Regions from separate parts of the Homo sapiens genome. Here region 2 is linked to region 1. A link is a loop called in an ENCODE intact Hi-C map of the cell type or tissue named here. Cell type or tissue: PC-3. All regions are shown on one strand.

The links. Hi-C counts contacts between places; a loop is a spot of excess contacts. Peaks named below come from ENCODE experiments on the same cell type or tissue, not always from the same donor. Only the 100,000 strongest peaks of a DNase experiment are listed, where the experiment ranks them.
Region 2: a loop joins it to region 1, with 2.8 times the contacts of the local background. A loop is called at or near these places in 1 of 110 quality-filtered maps.

What each region holds. Positions count from the first base shown.
Region 1 is chr7:83,466,721-83,470,720 of GRCh38, forward strand. It overlaps SEMA3E (semaphorin 3E), which reads right to left. Exons shown (of 17, transcript NM_012431.3): 3 at 2,523-2,582. Among named protein-coding and RNA genes, the nearest start is that of SEMA3E, 180 kb to the right of the region's middle. RefSeq lists an enhancer at 1,810-2,069. In PC-3, CTCF peaks have their summits at 1,928 and 2,157; DNase peaks (open chromatin) are centred at 1,751 and 2,541; H3K4me3 peaks cover 964 bases.
Region 2 is chr7:83,586,932-83,590,931 of GRCh38, forward strand. The region is part of intron 1 of SEMA3E (semaphorin 3E); the gene reads right to left. Among named protein-coding and RNA genes, the nearest start is that of SEMA3E, 60 kb to the right of the region's middle. In PC-3, no CTCF peak of the experiment used is centred here; a DNase peak (open chromatin) is centred at 1,880; H3K27ac peaks cover 282 bases.

The DNA of each region.
Region 1 (4,000 bases):
AAGGAGGCAAGAGGGGTAGAAGAAAAGAGGACAAGAACTTGGAGAAGAAACTGGGGTGATTGAAACACATTTTGGTTAGCAGTGATGTGTAAATTACATTTTATAATGAGACTGCATCATTTTTCATGTATTCTAGTTTACAACTGAGGAATAAAAAAAGCACTATTCAGAAATTTCTTCAAGTGTAAAAATTCTCATGACAATATGTTCCACTAAGTAATTAAGTTATTCCCAATGCTGTTAGTTTTTTAAGTACAGTATAAACAATGAATCAGCATAAAGTCATTAAAACCAAAAATTTGAAAAAGCATAGTTATTCATATGGAAATATGCAGTCTTTTTTTTTTTTTTTTTTTTTTCCCAAGACAGGGTCTCACTCTGTTGCCCAGGCTGGAACACAGTGGTGTAATTTCAGCTCACTGCAGCCTCGCATTCCCAGGCTCAAGTGATCCTCCCACCTCAGCCTCTGGAGTAGCTGCAACTACAGGCATGTGCCACCATGCCCAGCTAATCTTTTTGTATCTTTTGCAGAAATGGGGTTTCCCCATGTTGCCCAGGCTAGTCTCAAACTCCTGGGCTCAAGCGATCTGCCTGCCTCAGCCTCTCAAAATATGTAGTCTTTAGGGCAAACAGAATTTTAATGTTTTGGAAAGTAAGTCTTATATTCTCACACTCACAAATTCACATAAAGCACCTTCAGAGAGAATTGTTAAGTAAATATGGAAAACTAACCAACAAAAATAACATTTTGTTGCAGGACTATGATAAGATTACTATATTGCTGTAAGAAATAGTAGTAGACTGGGGATCAGCAAACTTTTTCTGTAAAGGACGAGAATGTAAATGTATTTAGTTTGATGAGCTATCTGGTCTCTGTTGCAACTATTCACCTTTGCAGCTATAGCATGAAAGGAGCCATAAACAATACAAAACTAAATGTGTGGGGCTGTGTTCAAATAAAACTTTATTTACAAAAATAGGCAAAAAGCCACCTTCGGCCTAGAAGCTCTAGTTTGTCAACACTGGTATTCAACTCTAAGCTTCTTGAGGGCAGAATCTATTTTACGCATCTCGGCATTTCCCAGTTAATTGAGCACAGCACCTAATACATAACATGCTTAACAAAGTTTTAATATATTCATCAGTAAATGAATTTTATGATCAGTATACTGAATTTAAAAAAATAGTTTACAATAGCTTTCAAAATCAACTTGGCTAAATTAATTTTAGCAAGCATTCTTTTGACAAATTAGGTGTTGCCATTCCATTAAAAATAAATTATGAAATAAATACTAAACTCTTTTAGTGCCCAGTATTACTTGAAATCAATACATGCAATCATCAGTTACTGTCACGTTTTATAAGGACCTGTTGTGATTTCAGCACTTTAAAGTCTATCCTATAACAGTATTAGGAGGAAAAGGCCAGTGGAATCACTTGGCTAGAATGAGGAGTGCACTATCGAATTGATTATCCAGAGCACACAGGTACACTTATTTCTTCAAGTTTGCATTCACATGATATTTTATTCTTTGGGTGACCCATATATTTGGTAGAATCTTTTCATTCAGGCATGGTGAAAATATGTGTTGTTTATTTCCATAAGCACCTGCACTTCCTCTCTTGACACACCGTCACATCTGAGAGGGAACCTATTAGACCACATTTTGGCTCAGCTGAGCTAGATTGACATGGCCTAAGAATATGTTCAATTAGTCAGCATCATGCTGTGGGCTAAGGCAACAGGAATGTGCTGACTCACTCCTTGGCTGTGACCCAGCTGCTACAGAGAATGAGGAGTTGGTATAATGTGTGTTAGTCATTTATATAGTTTTTTTTTTTTTAACTGAAAAAAAGGTTAAGTTCACTTTCACAGGCAGATGTCTAGGACTTCCTCCAGGGTGCATTTGTGTCACAAAATCAGCTAGCCACTGCTCGCATGTGAAAGTTCTATCACTGATGTCTTAGTGTGTTAGGGACTGTGTCTGGGTGCTGATACACAGCATTCTGCCACTCACACCCAGCAGGGAAACTACAGAAAGAGAGAATAATGCTTCTTAAAGTAGAAGAGACCCTAAAAATATTTAGGAATAGGTAAAATGTGTTTATTGCCTCTCTCAAACTTTTTGTTTCTTCATTCATTTCTAATTTACTAAACAATGTAAAGTGAAATCTCACAAAGAATGTGCTTAACTGTTCCTAGAAAAAAAAAATTACCTGCAATTATTTTTCTGCCAAATACATGAGAAATAAGCATTAGTATAAGGAATGTATAAACCCAAGTTGATTAAGATATTAGAAAACAAAATAAAAACCAAGATCTCAATGGCATCTCTGCTTCAACTCTACATTGAAATTAATTTTACATAATTATGTTTTATATGCCTATATATTTTTTCTTCATGAACCAAATTGCATACATACTTTTATAAGAGCAAATAAAAATTTCAGTGATTCAGTTCTTTGTGGTTAACTAGGGATATAATTGATGATTTGTTTAATTTACAATGAATCATACTTACCGCATCTTTTCCCTTCATTATGCATTCTTCCATTTTTAGAGCTGTACTCGGCCAGTGTATCTAAAATAAAAGATAATGTACTATTATGACAACTGCATATAAAAATAAACCACACTGAAAACCATTTCACTTTCTTCTACAGTTCAAAACATTTCCTTTTTTTTTTTTTTCTGTTTTCTGATAAGATACAGTGGGTCTTTGTGTTATTCACAGAATTATTTGCATAATTAAGAAACGTATCGCTGGGCTTTTACTTTATGATAAATCCTTTTTTTTCTTGAATATTTTTGAAAGCTCACTTCAAGTCTTGGCCCTTCAGAGGACAGCCATGCCTTAACTAGCCCTTTCCCATGTTAAACCTGAGTGGTGCTCCAACTCAGGCACCTCCTGCAGTTTCTTGTGTTTTTACTACTTAACACAGAACCTGCTGTGTGGTGGGCTCTCCTAATGTTTGCTGCATACAATGATTAAAGGATGAATGACTCTTTAAATGCTGACTTATAATGTATCATCCAGTAATACACCATACTGTCTCTTTGATTATTTATTTATTTATTATCTTTTATTTTTTTGAGGTGGATTCTGGCTCTGTCACCCAGGCTGGAGTGCAGCGGTGTGATCTCGGCTCATTGCAGCCTCCGCCTCCTGGGTTCAAGCAATTCTCCTGCCCCAGCCTCCCGAGTAGCTGGGACTATGGCCCACCCAGCTAATTTTTTTGTATTTTTAGTAGAGACAGGGTTTCACAGTGTTAGCCAGGATGGTCTCGATCTCCTGGCCTCGTGATCTGCCTGCCTCGGCCTCCCAAAGTGATTATTTTTTAAAAAACATTGTTTAACTCTACCAGTTTCCAACTGGGTATCCAAAAGTTTTAATTGTATTTTAAGATTGTTGGTTTCTTCCTTTATACATTCCTTAAAACTTATATTTTAAGTTTGTTGGTTTATTCTCTGATAAGAAGAATATATCGAATTTTTCTTTTTCACCTCTAATAGTATCTAGCACTTTCCTGAGACCACAAGCAGAAATCAGTTATACTTGTTAACTGGTTCCACAAATTTCTAATTGCAAAACTTAATTTATTTTTGGAAGAAATTTTTTACTTTATCACTTTCTTTCCTTTTCTTTTCTCAGACTCCTTTTGGTCCCCTTTTTGCTTAATCTATAGAATTGATTGTACTATGTGCCAGGCATTGTGTTTTGAACTTTATTTTATTTTTTCCTTCTTTTGCTTTATCAACTTACGTGCAGAGGTTTGAGTTTGTTATATTACTCAATTCATAATTCATTTTCATCAACACTCTTAAAAGGTCCCTCTTTTATTTTAGTTAATTATTTATTTCCTTCTTCCCATTCCATGTTTTATTTCCATCCCCCAGGAGGCAACTATTGTATCCTGTTACCAGGTGCCTTCTTTGTATGTATTCTTAGAAAGTGTATACTATTGCTTTTTGTGCATATATTTCTAATTTATGTAAATA
Region 2 (4,000 bases), 120 kb after region 1:
CAGCATAGGAGATTTCATGCTTACTGGAATAGCTGTGATTCTGCATTTTGTACATTGAAGGCTGTAAAATAAAGGTTAGAATAGATATATATCTGAGAATTAGTCACTATGAAGTTCTTAGAATCCAGTTTGTCTTTTATTCCTTTCTAAAGTTTACCAAAGAGAAACTTAAAGATTTTCCACACAATATCATCACCTAAAGCAAATGTCAACCGTACAAATATATAATAAATCATATGCCAAACATTCTTTAAAGATTTATATATATATGTTCACAAACTCAAGTTAGAATTTTAACCAATTTGAGGCTTGTAAGAAATTAGGTAGTGCCTCTAGAAAGTGAAAGCAAACTTAGTTTTCAGTTTATTCACCAGGAATACATATGAAGAATATAGGGAATATAAATAAAATTATTAGATTATAACAAGGTGCTGTAGGTTTGGCATACCAGTTCATTTTACAGAGCATATGGATAAGCGTCCCTCATTATTTGCAAAGCATAAAAAAAGTTACGTGGATGAAAGTCTTCCACTTAGAAGTCATCAAGTTGGTCTTAGAAGTTGTACATTTAAAGAGAGATTGCTTTCCTCTAAAAATAAACCTTGCTTTGGCTTTTAAAAATAACTTGCATTAGACAAGGCATGGTGGCTCGGGCCTGTAATCTCAGCACTTAGAAAAAATAGTAGAAAAAAACTAAAAACCATTTGTATATATATAAAAAGTTGTGGATATATGGTTGTGTAAATACATTATAGATACCCATAATTATACACAGTATATTTGTAAATATATAATATTGTTCAGAAAAATGACAGTATAAATATAAATATTTAATAATCATGATTATATGAAAGGAATGAAGATGAATTTCAGTGGCAAGATATGCAACTATGTTGTGTAATTTTTTCAACCCAATAAAGTATTCAAGAATGATTTATATAATTAAAATATTTAAATGCTATTCTTAAGCAGGAATAAATTCTATATTTTTATAACCTTTTATACTTCAGTTATCACTAGATTAATTTGCTTATTATGTATTTAAATTAATTATATTTTGTGTAAAAACTGACAATATTTATACTAATAATCTTTTACTTGATGATTTTTAAAGTTTCTCTGTTTTTATGCTGGATATAATACTTGATTATCACAAGTTTAAAGAAGCTGAGGCCGGCGCGGTGGCTCATGCCTGTAATCCCAGCACTTTGGGAGCCTGAGGCAGGCGGATCATGAGGTCAGGAGATTGAGACCATCCTTGCCAACATGGTGAAACCCTGTCTGCACTAAAAATACAAAAATTAGCTGGGCATGGTGGCGGGCACCTGTAATCCCAGCTACTCGGAGGCTGAGGCAGGATAATTGCATGAATCCCAGAGACGGAGTTTGCAATGAGCTGAGACCGTGCCACTGCACTCCAGCCTGGTGGCAGAGCAAGACTCTGTCTAAAAAAAAAAAGAAGAAGAAGAAGAATTGTAAAAATCTCTGTAGTTGAAAACCTGGGCAGGTGAACATTAAGAACTGGCATTCTAAAGCAGTACTGAGTGATCTAAGCATGGCTTGGTCAGAGAAAGAGGGAATACCCAGTTAATGTGAAGAATCTCCAGTGTATAATTAGAATATTAAAGCAATGCCATCTGTTAATACTTCAAAGTAGTAAAGCACATCACAGAAGTCACTCATTACTATAGATGCATTTCCAAATAGCTTAAAATTTAAGTGTTTGAACCTTTTTCCTCTATCCTACTCACCTTAAAATGATTTAATTTTGATCCTAAATGTTTTAAATTGTAGTACATATTTACCTTGAATCACAGTAGCATGAAAAGTAAATGAGTCATAACAATAAAAAGCAAGAAAACACAAAAGCTTACCCAGAGCGCAACTGTATAATCTGAAAACCTCATCCCCAAATCCCTAGGGCTACTTCTTGAAGCTCCTGGGGGATCTTTCAGCTATAGCATGCTGCTCCTTAGATGCCCCCAAGAAAGGCTGAAAAGCTCTTGAGTCTCTGTGGTGACATCTTTTGAAACTTCCTAAGGAGGTGATGTTGTCACTTCCCTCATCTGGACTGCTCACTAAGCTGAAGCGCAGGAATTGGAAAGGAGAGCTCTCCTTCACATCTGTGTTCAATTAACTATTAGATTAGCATCAAGCGCCGCCTCAGCTCTGAGTACTTCATTGGCTCAGCCAATTATCATTTTCTTAAGTTAATTATAATTTGACTCCATCTTTATTATAATGGCTAGGCCAGAAGGTAATCAGATTGGCAGGGTTTCCTGCTACTCTCAACACTTTCTTTCTTCAGATTTCTGACAAATAATTATTCCTTTTTTTTACACTCCTCTCTTGTTTCTTCAGAGTGAGTTTCTTTCCTACCTGAGATTATTATTTATCCAGATATCTATCCAGAGTATAATTATCTATGAGATTAAAAATTAATCTTATTCCTGAGAGACTTAAAGATTTGAGTTTCATAGATATAACTTCAAACCAAGCACATCCAGTCACTGATTTTCACATGGGGTTGCTCAGCGCTTATGGAGACTGCAATCTAACCTTCCCCACTCACGAGACATCTAGGCCTGAGCCATAAAGTAGACATAGAATGTGAATCACAGATTTAAACCACATATAAAACTTTACATCGTTTGTGAGCAACATTAACAATAAATAAATAAGAATCAGATGAAAATTATTTTAAATATATTTTAACCCAATATATCCAAAATATTATTTCAATATGTAACTAATATCAAAACTTATTAATAAGATATTTTTATTTATTGAAATGGAGTATGTATTTTACACTCTATGGCACATCTCACTTTGACTAAAGTTACACTTCAAGTGCCCAATAGCCACATGTGGCTAGTAGTTATTGTATTGGATCATTCAAATATGAATGATCCAGAAATACCTGGTTTCAAAGTGGCTCAACAATGCATGCTTGGTCTAAAAACCTTAATGCTTTTATTAAGTATCAAATTTCTGTATACCCTGTCCAGGGATAGACTTCTCACACCTTGAGAAATGGCTTCCTCAGATCAATATATCATAGCATACTATCTGAAATTATATGCTTTGTTCTTCTTTTTTGGATTGCAGAAATTGTATTTCTTTTTACTGTAATCATTTTTGTTGTATACTACATTGCTAGGAAAAACAATTTTCTTTTGTTCTTAAGATACAAGATTAGTAACACATTTTCACTGTAAAATGTCAAACACCTAGAAACATGAATTAAAAAGTGAAAGTGCTCTCCCTTCATAGTCCCTATTCTGTTTTCTAGAGTTAACTTTAGATTTACTGTGTATCATTCTAGGCAACTTTCTATATCAGAGATATTTAGAAAAGGGTATTAAAAACCCAGATTTATTTACAACATTTAATGTAGGTTTTCTTCACCTAAACAAAAATGCATAGATTCACTGGCAAAATCTGGAGCGTAAATATATTTGATGACTATTGGAAATATTAGGTTGCCTAAAGCAAGGCATTGCCCTGTCCTTTCTTGATGACAGAACCCCTATTTTGTCTGAGTGTTCACGCTCACCATTGTTAGGTGTACAGAGAAGCACTAAAAAGTAGAATATTGATCATTTAAAGCAAATTAGGTAATTCCATTTCCTAGCCCATGACTGATTTGCTGGACATATGTGATGTAATTCTGCCCAATTAAAATGAGGGATAAGGGGAAGGGATTTTCTTGTTCAAAAAACTTAGCTGCATGGAAAGAAACAGTCTTCCATTTCTTCTGGACCTTGCTGTCTAGCTATGATGCCTGTAGACATATTGGGCTTCTGAAAGGTTTCAGCCTAAGAGTACAAGTTAACATACAGAGAATCAGAGGGTGAAATCATGGACAGTGCCTGGATCTTTAATATGATCGCAAAACTGCTGCTTTACTAGAATGTGAGATTATAATAACCTTCCCATATGTTAACTCATTGTTAGCTGTGATTTCTGTGTTACTTGAAGTTTAAAGCATCTTAACTGA